2 separate regions of the Homo sapiens genome follow, and region 2 is linked to region 1. Evidence: chromatin contacts called from ENCODE Hi-C data. All regions are on one chromosome and are shown on one strand. The core of a region is the stretch at or near the end of the contact, and the rest is flanking DNA. Distances in the headings are between cores, read along the strand shown. Region 1 overlaps ACTN1 (actinin alpha 1). Region 2 has its middle 18 kb from the start of PLEKHD1.

Evidence for each region. A loop is a pair of places that touch in the nucleus more often than their neighbours do. Pooled maps may share reads with other maps.
Region 2: a pooled map of heart right ventricle shows a loop between it and region 1 (2.3-fold over the local background). The contact joins two enhancer-like sites. A Hi-C loop is called at or near these places in 4 of 50 pooled maps.

The regions. Positions count from the first base shown.
Region 1 is chr14:68,883,445-68,889,998 of GRCh38, forward strand. It overlaps ACTN1 (actinin alpha 1), which reads right to left. Exons shown (of 22, transcript NM_001130004.2): 12 at 1,981-2,131; 13 at 1,331-1,439; 14 at 724-864. It also overlaps the pseudogene HMGN1P3. Among named protein-coding and RNA genes, the nearest start is that of ACTN1, 93 kb to the right of the region's middle. Within about 2 kb of position 4,732, at least 8 of the 41 ENCODE cell types and tissues checked have a DNase peak (open chromatin) inside an H3K27ac peak, as active enhancers do.
Region 2 is chr14:69,463,090-69,469,676 of GRCh38, forward strand. It overlaps a transcript of PLEKHD1 not described here. Among named protein-coding and RNA genes, the nearest start is that of PLEKHD1, 18 kb to the right of the region's middle. Within about 2 kb of position 1,847, at least 2 of the 41 ENCODE cell types and tissues checked have a DNase peak (open chromatin) inside an H3K27ac peak, as active enhancers do.

The sequences.
Region 1 (6,554 bases), core at 3,482-5,981:
TGAAATGAGCTCCAAATAAATGTTACATTAAAAATCAAGGTTCATGGCTGAGCACAGTGACTCATGCCTGTAATCCCAGCACTTTGGAAGGCCGAAATGGGAGGATCTCTTGAAGCCAGGAGTTCGAGACCAGCCTGAGCAACAAAGAAAAAACCCCACTTCCACAAAAATAAAAATTAAAAAATTAGCCAGGCATGGTGATGTGAGCCTGTAGTCCCAGCTACTAGGGAGGCTGCAGCAGGAGGATCGCTTAAGCCCAGGAGTTGGAGGCTGTAGTGAGCTATGATCCCACCACTGCACTCCAGCCTGGGTGACAGAGTGAGACCTTGTCTCTAAAAAAATAAAATAAATAAAAATCAAGGTTCAGAATATGGTATATAATAAAAGGTACTTTTTGTTTTATACAAAAAGGGTACAAAGCATGGAAACAAACATTTGCTTGTGTGCAGAGACTGTAGTCAAATTCTTACCTTTGGGGAGAGAACTAGGGGCTGGAGGATAAGGAGTCAGAGGGAGACCCTATCATAAACCTTTTTAATTTTTTTTAAATTTTAGATCATGCACATATATTATCTTGTCAAAATAAGTCAAATGCAAAGGTTCTGGGTCTATAAAATCCTTAGGATGCTCTTCCTCAGGGGGCAGTCCTGCAAAAGTGACCCACAGAGCATGGGCCAGGGGCCCCAGGGGAGCCAGCCTCCGGGGAGTGGAGGTGGGGCTCACCTGGATCTCCTCAATGGTGTGCACAATGAAGGTGTCCTGCAGGTCCTCCATGGCCCCCTCCATCCAGTTGTTGAAGGGTGCAGCCCGCTTGGCATACTCCAAGTACAGCTGGTCAATGGTCTCCAGCAGTTTCTCGGTCCGCTGGGAGTGCCAAATAGGGTAAGGGTTAGTACAGTGATGTCCAGAATCATCCCCCACTCCTATCAAGATCCTCCTGGTGAGCCCCAGGTCTAGAAGCACTGACTCAATCAGGCAGAAAGAACAAGCTCTTCCTGCCAGCTGTATGAACCATCTCACATCACAGTCACCTGGCCTGGGTCCCAGAGTCTGGTGTGTAGAATAGGAGGGTTCTCAAATGGCTGGGGTTGGGCTGTAAAGCACACTAAACTGGGAGGATGAGACATGTGAGGGCAAGAGAGGAGGCATCGCCATGAGGGCAAAGTCCAAATCCTGTGCCAAAGTGAATCTTCCACATTTAGGCCAGGGTTGGGGGAGGTCTGGGGAAGCCATAGAGTCTTTTAGCCCAAAGCAAAGAGAGTCAAGAAGCAGGAAGGGGCACCACAGGGCTGCCGGATATGGGCCTAGATCTCCCTCTGGGACCTCTCACCTCCAGAGCTTCCCTTCGCTTCTGAGTTAGGGCCCCCAGATTGTCCCACTGGTCACAGATCTTTTGGCAACGGGCGTTGACACTGGGTGAGTCATAATAGTCCAGCTCACTGGGGAGGGAAGAGACAAGGAAGTCAGGGGACCCAGGTTAATTTCATGGCCCATCTCCCTCTCTCTGAGGCTGTCAGTGGGGTGGCTGGTGGTGCTGGGAAGAGCCAGGGGCGCTCCCTTCAAGAGACCTTCCAGGCACTCCTTCCACCCCTCCCCTCTTTCAGGAGACTGGCAGAGAGGAGACCAAAGAAGACCCCTTTCCCAGTCATGGCTGGAGGTGACACCAGCCTTCACCTCAATGGCCAATGGCAGGGAGCCCTCGAGGCCCAACGAGAAAGCTCAGAACCAAGTCTTGGTCACCCTCTGCTCCTGTACTAGCTACAGGCGAGAACTGGTGGCCTTTAACAGGATGGCAGTGGTCCCGGGCTCCTTCCCCACCAGGAGAGATATTTGTCTCCTGCGTTGACTCCCTCCCCACCTGGGCACCCACCTGTACCCACCCTCCCCATCTTCCACGGCCACACCCCCACCTCCCCCAGCAGCTGAGAAAGCCCAGCCTCAGCCCCTCACCACAGGGTAGGGGTGTCTGGGGCCACCTACTTGAGCTCCTGTGCGATGGCGGCAATCTGCTCCACACGGTCCTGGTGGGCAGCCAGGTCACTCTCGAAGGCCTCATGCTTCTTGAGCAGGGCCTTGATCTCCGAGAGGGTGGCGGTCTCATAGTCCTTCTGTCGCAGCATGGCCTCTTTGCCTGGGTTGAGAGAGGGCCACATGGCTGAGCTGGAGTGAGAAGCATCTCCTTGGTCCCAACCGCCCACCCCTCAGGGCCCCAGGAGCTCCACTTCTGGGGGTGCTTCTCAAGGAGGTGCCCATTGTGCAGGGATCTGCAGGGTGCAAAAGCAGATGTGCAACTAGAACATCCACCAACCGGCGCAACGGGGAAAAGCACTCTCCTCAGAGCACTTCCAAGGCCATGAAAGTGTCTACGCAGGAAGGCTATGCAGGAGTCTGTGGGAATGCATAGGGCATGACGCTATACACACAGCGGGAAACACAGCCATCCACACCCTCTGGTATAACCAGGAAAAAAACAACCCAAGCACCTCAGGAGTACCCTGCCTTTAGAATGTCCCCAGTTACCGTCACTGGCTGCCGGCAGCCCTGCAGGGGCCCCTTCCCTCGGTCAGTGTGTCCAGTGCACTCTGCACAGAACCCGACAGTGGCTAGCGCCTTCTCTGACCCTCAGACACACTGCCCTCTATCTACAGGGCACAAGCAGGTCTTGCGTTTCTTAAATTTGTTTCCACAGGAGGAAAGCAGGAACAAGAAATGACCTCCCAGGGCCATTGTTAGACGACGCTCACCAGCTGCCTTGTGAAGTTGACAGGCACAGGATGGGGGCTGGCCCAGCCTCCCTCACTCACATACCCAACCCTCTGCTGCTGGTATGCTCGGCCCATCTCAATAAATAAGGCTGGGCTGGGAGCCAAGGTTGTGTCCCCAGGTGGCATTTCTTTCCTTCCCCCTACTCTTTCTTCTTTAAAACAGAATGGTAATATATAAAGCTTAGGAAAAAAATTACAGGTAAGCCTACTTATCCACTCCTATTCAGTCTTTCCTTATGTGGATATTCTTTGGGCATATATAAATTATGTTTCCTGCTTTTAAAATATTTAGCAGCACATGGGCCGGGCACGGTGGCTCACGCCTGTAATCCCAGCACTTTGGGAGGCCGAGGCGGGCAGATCACGAGGTCATCAGGAGATCGAGACCATCCTGGCCAACATGGTGAAACCCCATGTCTACTAAAAATACAAAAATTAGCTGGGCGTGGTGGCGCATGCCTGTAATCCCAGCTACTTGGGAGGCTGAGGCAGGAGAATCGCTTGAACCAGGGAGTCAGAGGTTGCAGTGAGCCAAGATCATGCCACTGCACTCCAGCCTGGTGACAGAGCGAGACTCCGTTTCAAAAAAAAAAAAAAATTGGCGGCACATTATTGGAATTTCTGCCCTGGCTCCATAGTCTTCTCATGTAGACGTCTGCAGAAAGGCTGCACGTCCACTCCCCTAACCCTTCACTGCCCTACTGTGAGTTGCTGGGCCCTCAGCTTGCCCTAGTGTGGATGTCTCCATGTTCAGGATGGATTTTTTTTTTTGTATTTTAATAATTGAGATTTTATTGGTTGAAGATCAGTACAGACGTTTCAATTTGTACACAATTCTTAACATACGTAATGAAATTCTAAAAAGCCATGTAGTGTAATTCTTTTTTAAAGTTATTCCAGTGACTTTCCAGCTTAAAATCGGGAAGCAAATTTTCCTTAAGAGGCTATCAAGTACCAGTATTTTCACATGTTGGTCAGCTGTCACATACGGCCCACCAGTTCACAACTGAATAGCACGTACACTACATATTCAAATTTGTAATCTTTCACAGCACAGTGACAAAGTTATTAGGAAAACAGGACTACCACAACCAAAGATGTTACAGAGTGCACAATTCTGACAGGGAGAGCCATGATCAAAGAGTGGTTTTCTTTAGGAAACAATTCTACTAAAAAAACAACATGGCAACAGAAGTAATTTAAAATGTTCAAGATATTAAATGCAGGACTGACTCCATATTGCCATTTAATATGCTTTGTATTATAGGATATAAAAACTAACCCCCCCATCTATGGAATGTTAAGCTGACACCCGAGACAGTCAAAGCCTCCCATAATTCAATATCCCACACTATTTTCTGGTTGTACCAAAAAATAAACAATCAGCAAATGATTTCACCTCTTAAAAAAAAGCATTTACACTTAAAAAATGGGATGAGGTGGGATACCCTCCTTCTTAAAAATGTTTCTAGAGCTACTAAAAAGCTTGCATTTACAAAATAGTTGATAAAAAATATTCCTCTGGATTGTACAAGAAGGGAGACAGGGACCACTGATAAGACATGGTATATGGTATTAATCAGACTCGGCTTCTTTCTCTCCTGCTTCATCAGAGGCTGGACTCTCCTCACTTTTCATTTCCCCGTTTTCTGCAGGTAAATCTTTAGTTTCTTAGTTAGCCACTTCGGCCTGTTTTCCCTTTGCTCCCTTTTTCCCTTTTGTTTGCACTTTTTTGTCTGAAGATTTATCCTTCACTGCTGCGTTTTTCGGCTTCGCTTCCACTTTTGCAGGAGGTTTAACTGACAACCGCGCCGATCTCCTCTTGGGCTTTTCCTTGGCGGCTCCTTCAGCAGAGCTGACCTTCCCCTTGGGCATCCTGGCGGCAGGGAGGGCGCGTGCCAGGTGTCTGCGGGCCGCGGCATGCTGACAGCCTTTGCGAAACTGTGCTGCCTGGCCGCTGCCACTCCTCACGCCCAGGATAGATTCTTTAGACAGTCTCAAGAAATGGAATTCCCAGGTCAGAGTGTAGTAAAATTGGTAGAACTGAATACATGTGGCCAAACTGCTTTCCCCAGAGGCTGTGCCAGCATGCCAGCACTTCTCATGCCCCTGCTGGTGGCTGGCAAGGCAACGAGGTCAATCTTTGCTTTGTACCTTGGCTGTGAGCTGGACCCGACAGAAGCATGTGATGAATCAGTGCAATCCCCACTGTGCCTCCTCCACTCTGCCCGTCACGTCTGGATAAATAACTCCATACACGCACAGTGGATGTGGGGGCAGCAACCTCTTACCATTGTGTGCAAAGCCCAGCATTTGTACTTACAAAGGGGAACTAGAGCCAACCCCCCTTAGCCAGTCAAGCACACTCCCATCCCCTACACCAGGGGTCCCCACCCCCTGGGCCATAGACTGGTACTGGTCCGTGGCCTGTTAGGAACTGGGCTAAATAGCAGGAGGTGAGCCAGCAGGTGGGAGAGCATTACCACCTGAGCTCCGCCTCCTGTTGTGTCAGGGGCGGCACTGGATTCTCACAGGAGCTCAAATCCTATTGTGAACTGCGCATGCGAGGGATCTAGGTTGTGTGCTCCTTATGAGAATCTAATGCCTGATGATCTGAAGTAGAACAGTCATCCTGAAAGCATCTGCCTCCTCCCCACTGCATGGAAAAACTGTCTTCCACGAAACTGGTCCCCGGTACCAACAAGGCTGGGGACCGCTGCCCTACACCAAGCCAAGCCACTCCCAAATGGCCTTGGGGTATGGTTCTTCCTTCTCATCTCCAACCTAAGATCTGAGGAGTACAAAACAGGGCTGACTGGGGGAGTCTTAGGGCATTGAGCTCCGCCGGCCAATAGGTCTGTCCCACGCTCCAGCTGAAATGGCCGGAGGGGCCCCAGCAGATAGGCAGCCTGTTCCCCACCTCCAGCCCTGGTCCAGGTTCTGGGGAAAATACTATCCTAGGTATGATCCTCTCTCTTCAGAGTTCACCTTAGCTGCCAATAAGCAGACACCAGACACGCCCCCAAGAGCCTCAAGGTTGGAGCAACAGGGACACACATGTGCTAAGGCAAAGGCTGGTTCACTGTAATTGGAGGCCAGGAAATAGAGGAAAAAGAGCTGAAGAGATGAAAACCACAAGCATGCAATGTACTATAATATTTAAGCCTCACAACAACCCATGAGGAGACTGAATTAGGTTGAATGGGGTCCCCCATAAAACTCATGTCAACCCAGAACCTCAAGATAGAACCTTATTTGGAAACAGGCTCTTTGCAGACATAATTCCTTAAGATGACATTATACGGCTGGGCACAGTGGCTCACGCCTGTAATCCCAACACTTCAGGAGGCAGAAGCAGATGGATCACCTGAGATCAGGAGTTCAAAACCAGCCCGACCAACATGGTGAAACTAAAAATACAAAAATCAGCTGGGAATGGTGGCAGGCACCTGTAGTCCCAGCTACTAGGGAGGCTAGGGCAGGAGAATCACTTGAACCCACGAAGTGGAGGTTGCAGTGAGCTGAGATTTCACCATTGCATTCGATCCTGGCAACAAGAACACAATTCCATCTCAAAAAAAAACCCCCATAAAACTAAAAAACAAAGTGAACACTCGGGGTAGAGGATTTGACTGCAAAGTGAACACTCACACAGCACTGCACTATGCAGGAACTCTCCTCAGAACTTCGTTATGTATTAACTGATTCAATTCTTACAAGCCTGTGAGGTTGGTACTATTATTATTCCCACTTTACAGATGAGGAAGCTGAGGCGACCAGAAGGCTAAT
Region 2 (6,587 bases), core at 597-3,096, 580 kb after region 1:
GGTACCTGTAAATCCCAGCTACTCGGGAGGCTTCCCTGAGATCAAAACACACACACACCTGGGCTTAGCCAAAATAGCCACCAATCCTTTTCTGTTTGGTGTCATTTTTATTTTATTTTTTCCTGCTCACATGATCTGTTTTTTGTTTGTTTGTTTTTTGAGACAGAGTCTTGCTCTGTAGCCCAGGCTGGAGTGCAGTGGTGTGATCTCAGCTCACTGCAAGCTCCACCTCCCAGGTTCACGCCATTCTTCTGCCTCAGCCTCCCGAGTAGCTGGGACTACAGGTGCCCACCACCACGCCCAGCTAATTTTTTGTATTTTTAGTAGAGACGGGGTTTCATTGTGTTAGCCAGGATGATCTTGATCTCCTGACCTCATGATCCGCCCTCCTCAGCCTCCCAAAGTGCTGGGATTACAGGCGAGAGCCACCACGCCCGGCCTGATCTGTTTTTTAATCTAGGTGCTGGTTACAGGGTTATAGCAGGTGAAAAAGCAGTACACATGATTTGTGCTTTTTACCTTATGTCATAGCTCAATAAAAAGTCTTTAAAAGTCAGTGTCACCAGGTGTGATGGTTCATGTCTGTAATCTCAGCCACTTTGAGTGGCTGAGGTGGGAGGATTGCTTGAGCCCAGGAGTTTGAGACCAGCTTGGGCAACACAGTGAGACCCCCATCTCTACAAAAAATTAAAAAAAAAAAATTAGCTGGGGCCAGGCACGGTGGCTCACGCCTGTAATCCCAGCACTTTGGGAGGCCGAGGTGGGTGGGTCGCGAGGTCAGGAGATTGAGACCATCCTGGCTAATATGGTGAAACCCCGTCTCTACTAAAAATACAAAAAATTAGCTGGGCGTGGTGGCGGGCGCCTGTAGTCCCAGCTGCTCGGGAGACTGAGGCAGGAGAATGTCGCGAACCCGGGAGGCAGAGTTTGCAGTGAACCGAGATCACGCCGCTGCACTCCAGCCTGGGTGACAGAGCGAGACTCTGTCTCAAAAAAAAAAAAAAAAAAAAAAGCTGGATATAGTGACATGCACCTGTGGTCCCAGCTACTTGGGAAGCTGAGGTGGGAGGATTGCTTGACCCCAGGAGGTCAAGGCTGCAGTGAACTGTGATCACGCCATTTCACTCCAGCCTGGGCAACAGAGCAAGACTCTGTCTCAAAAAATTCACTTAAAAAAAAGGAAGAATTCTGTTCTAAATTAAGAGAGTCTGAAGAGATGAAATAATCAATTCCAGTGATTAACCTGGATTGGAGGTTCCTTTTTGATTGAACCAGATCAGAAATTTGAAAGTTCAAAAAACATGTTGGGGATGACAGCTGCACAATTCTGTGAACCTACCAAAAGCTATTGAATTGTACACTTAAAAAATGGGAACTCAACATTAAGGGCACATTCCTCCACAAAACTGCTCTCCAGACACCAGCAGCAAGTTCAGGAATTACCAGGTCATCCTTTCTTCTGACTAGCTGGCTGCAAATTTGGAGTTTCCCACAGCCACTCTCTGGTCAGTAATTTGCTAAAACAACTCACAGAACTCCAGAAAAAACTATGTTATGATTGCAGTTCTATTATAGCAAAAAGGACAGACCAGAAACAGAAGAAGAGGTGCCTGGGGCAAAGTCTGAGAGAGTCCCAAATGTGAAGCTTCCCTCATTCTCAGGGACACATTGCCCTCCCAGCATTGAAGCATGAAAATACTCTGACCAGGGACGTTCTCCTGAGTTTTGGTATCCGGAGTTTTTATTGAGGCTTCGTTATTTAGGTATGATTGAATCATTGGCTATGTGGTTGAACTCAATCTCTAGCCCCCTTTTCCTTCCTGGAGGTTGGACTGGTATCACATGACTCAAAGCCCCAACTCTAACTACATGGTTGGCTTTTCCGGGTGGCCAGCTCCCAGCCTGAGTCATCTTGCAAACATAAACTATCCAGGGGTCTTCCGTGAGTCACTGTGTTAGCAGAAACTATCAAGTGGGATCCCAGGAGTCCACCGTGAATAATGAATACTCCTATCACTCAGGAAATTCCAGAGAATTAGAGGTTACTTCCCAGAAACCAAAGACAAAGGCCGCCTAATTCTTTACTACACAGATGGTCAGAGCTGGACACTTAAAGGTGAAACCTGGCCAGGCGTGGTGGCTCACGCCTGTAATCCCAGTACTTTGGGATCACTTGAGGCCAGGAGTTCAAGACCAGCTTGGCCAACATGGCAAAACTCTGTCTCTACTAAAAATACAAAAATTAGCCAGGCGTGGTGGTGCATACCTGTAATCCCAGCTACTCGGGTGGCTGAGGCATGAGAATTGCTTGAGCCCAGGAGGCAGAGGTTGCAGTGAGCTGAGATCGCACCACTGCACTCTAGCCTGGGCAACAGAACAAGACTCTGTCTGGAAAAAAAAAAAAAAAAAAAAGTGAAACCTGAACCAAGACTTGAAAGAAGTGAGTACCTGAGCCAAGCAGATACCTGGGAGGAGAATATCCCAGGCACAGCAAATAGCTAGAGCACAGGTCCTAACATTAGAGCTTACTTGGCTTGTTCAAGAAGAAGCAAAAAGACAAGTGCAGCTGGAATGGAGTGAGGAAAGAATAGTTGAAAAGGAAGGGCTGGGAGCAGTGGCTCACACCTGGAATCCCAGCGCTTTGGGAGGCCGAGGTGGGTGGATCACGAGGTCAGGAGATCAAGACCATCCTGGCTAACACGGTGAAACCCCGTCTCTACTAAAAATACAAAAAATTAGCCGGGCGTGGTGGCGGGCGCCTGTAGTCCCAGCTACTTGGGAGGCTGAGGCAGGAGAATGCTGTGAACCCGGGAGGCGGAGCTTGCAGTGAGCCAAGATCACGCTACTGCACTCCAGCCTGGGCGACAGAGCGAGACTCTGTCTCAAAAAAAAAAAAAAAAAAAAAAAAAAAAATAAGGAAGACACATGGAGGGCCTAATTAAACTGACAAAGTCTCAATGCAAGCACTGACACAGAGATAGTGGAATGAAAGAGCCCAGCAGTAAGAAGCAGAATATTTAAGAATCTAAAATATGGCTAAAGATGACTTAAGGAAAAAAGAAAAAGCCACAGCATAGAAAAACACAATGGTAATTGTTGGGAAATTTTAAGAAAAGCAATCAGATTAAATGCTAGGTTTATACCATATATGCAGTAAATGGTAGCTGGACAAAATAGTGAAATGTTAAAAGAAAAAAATGGATAAAATGGAAGCCAGTGTAAAGTGATACTACATTTCTAAAGAGCATACCAAGAGTTTGAATATATTTATGCTTTTTATCCCAGGCCTTCCACCTTTGGAATTTATTATAAGCAATTACAAAAATATATATTCGCCTAGAAATGTTTATGGGAAATGTATTTTTAATAGCATAAAATTGGAATTAGCCTAAATATACAATAATATATCTCATTGAGATTATGCCAGCAGAGGAAAAAATGGGATGATGTAATCTTATGTGACTGAAAGCTGGAACAAAATTTTGTTTATAGTTAGAAATATTTACCTGTGTTAATATAGTCTAGTAAAAATACATAAATTGAGTGACAAGGACTTTCAGTTATGAGTAACTTATTTCTTGTTACTAAATGGCACATATTTGTGATTATGCCGCTTTGTAATTTTTTTCTTTTTTTTTTTTAGAGACAGGGTCGCCCAGGCTGGGGTGCAGTGGTAGGATCACAGCTCACTGTAACCTCCAACTCCTGGGCTCAAGCAACCCTCCCCCACCTCAGCCTCAGCCTGTAGTTAGGACTACAGGCACACACCACCACACTCAGCTAATTTTTTTAATTTTATTTTTCGTATGCAGAGATGAGGTCTTGCTATGTTGCCTGGGCTAGTCTCGAACCCCTTGGCTCAAGAAATTCTGCTCTGGCCTCCAAAAGTGTTGGGATTACAGGCATGAGCCATGCTGCCATGTCCCATATTGTTTATTAATAAAATTTTTTCATATCTCAGAGAAGGAAATCTTTCTACTTTAGCCCTCATTAAACTGAGTTCATCTCACTCTACTGAAACTTAAGATTCCTGTTTCCAACTCAAAAGGTCTTTTCTAGGTTGTCATTCTCCTCTAACTTTCTGGCCCCTGGACATTGTTAATTACCCTCTTTGAGAGCAAGGCAGTCACTCCTCAGGGAAAGCAGAATGTCCCATGCAAAGCCTCCTCCTAACATGATTCTATCCCCCAGCACCAAAATATCACTTCACTTCCTATCATCCAGGGCTGTTTCTTATATACCAACATATTACTCATAAATGAGAGAAATACAAACTCCTCCAGGAGGAAATAAGAGACTTGGTTTAAGGGTTCAGACCCTGTCCCTTAGTCATTAAGAGCAATCACTGAATAGCCAGAAATGTAGGTGGGATAGTCAATCTGGTGAAAGGGGAAGATAAGGCCCCGTGTGGTGGCTCATGCCTGTAATCCCAGCATTTTGGGAGGCTGAGGCAAGAAGACCACTTGAGGCTAGGAGGTGGAGACCTGCCTGGGCAAATAGCGAGACCCTGTCTCTATGAATAAATAAATAAAGCCAGGCATGGTGGCACGTGCCTGTAGTCCCAGCTACTCAGGAGGCTGAGTTGGGAAGATGGCTTCAGCCCAGGAGGCAGAGTTTGCACTGAGCTGAGATTGTGCCACTGCACTCCAGCCTGGGTGATAGAGCCAGACTCTGTCTCAAAAAAAAAGGTGGGGATTTGGGGGAGATGGAGTTTCAGGTGAGGGTCAGTAGAGCTGCTTATTATCAACCCTCAAATCTCAACTATTTGTGAACAGGAGGCACCTCAGAAGCTCCTTGGAATTTCACCACTAATAAATCATTTCTGAACAGGAGTTACATCTTCAACCATGGTGGAACGATGTCTATCCAGTGAGCCAAATTCCTGTAGTTCTCCAATACCTCATCTTGATACACAGCCTTCTGTGCTGGTTTCGATCAACCCCACTCCTTCGAGAAATAAAGGCCACATTCTTGAATGTCAGTAGGCCAAGAAATAAACACAGTTATTCATGAAGAGGTCAGGCATTCACATGTTTTGGGAGGACTTGTGGAGTTAGTTAAGACAAGGGAGATAGTTCATGGATAGGACCATGTTTTTATCCAGTGTTCAGAGCCGTGAGTTAAACAATAACAGATTAGTTAAATTATGGAAAAGCAATACAATGGAATACTATGAGATCAAAAATGTAATTACAAATATGTTCATGATTAATTTCAGGTATGAAAAGCAGTTTACCAGACTGCATGTGGCAGATACTCCTTTCGAAAATTGTAATATAAGGATAGTGAAAAAGAAGGGCAGAGATAAATGAATACAACTAGTTCAGAAAATTATACCCTCAAATTTCAACTGTAATTATCTCTGGATTGTGGAATTGTGAGTAATGTTTGATTTATTCTTTTTATTATAAGTGCTTTCACATTTGTCGACAATCACCATATATTTCCTTCCTTCCTTTCTTTCTTTCTTTCTTTCCTTCCTTCTTTCTTTCTTTCTTTTCTTTCTGGGTCTTGCTTTGTCACCCATGCTGGAGGGGCAGTGGTGCAATCATAAGCCCATAGCTCACTGCAGCCTCAAACTCCTGAGCTCCAGCGATCCTCCCACCTCATCCTCCTGAGCAGCCAGGACTACAGGTGCATGCCACCATGCCTGGCTAAGTTTTTAATTTTTTGTAGAGATGGAGTCTCACTATGTTGACCAGGTTGGTCTCAAACTCCTGATCTCAAGCCATCCTCCTGCCATGGCTTCCCAAAGTGCTGGGATTACAGGCATGAGCCATTGTGCCCCACCCGACAATCACCATTTATTTCTATAGAATTAGGGGTTTTTAAAAAAGTCATTTGTTAAATGGAATTTTTCAACTTAGGAAGAGAAATTTTATTTTACATTCAAAATGTGCATATTTGCATTCAAAACACATAGAAGTGAAATGGCCATTTCATCATTTTCCGGATTTCTCTTTGGCAGATCAAGGATTCTGAGGAAGTAGAGATGGTATGGAAGAAAGATACCCTGAGAGAAGCTGGCTTTGCACCAGCTCGGTCCTCTTCCTTCCTTTCTTGCATAAGCAAACACTCACACATGTACACAGAGAGAGAGAGAGAGAGGAGGATGTTAGAGGGAAACTAGAGCCACTCACCCCTTCCCAGGATCAGAGAACACAGAAAAGATCATTATTTTTGGCAGCTACTCTCTGTTCTTGAACTCACAACACTGTCCTGACTATGAATAAGGTCAGGTTGGATACATTTACAACTGTCTCCTTGAACTATAGGCTCACAAGCTTAAAATTCAACCATTCTTTCTTAAGTTGTTTCTCTTTTTTTTTTTTAAGAGACAGGGTCTCTCTCGCTCTATCGCCCAGGCTGGAGTGAAGTGGCAAGATCATAGCTCACTGCAGCCTAGAACTCTTGGGCTCCAGTGATCCTCCTGCCTGAGACTTCTGAGTAGCTGGGACCACAGGTGCACGCCAGCATGCCTGGATAATTTTTTAATTTTTTTGTGTAGATGGGGGTCTCACTCTGTTGCCTAGGCAACATAGAATTATTGGCCTCAAGCAATTCTCCCGCCTCACCCTCCCAAAGCA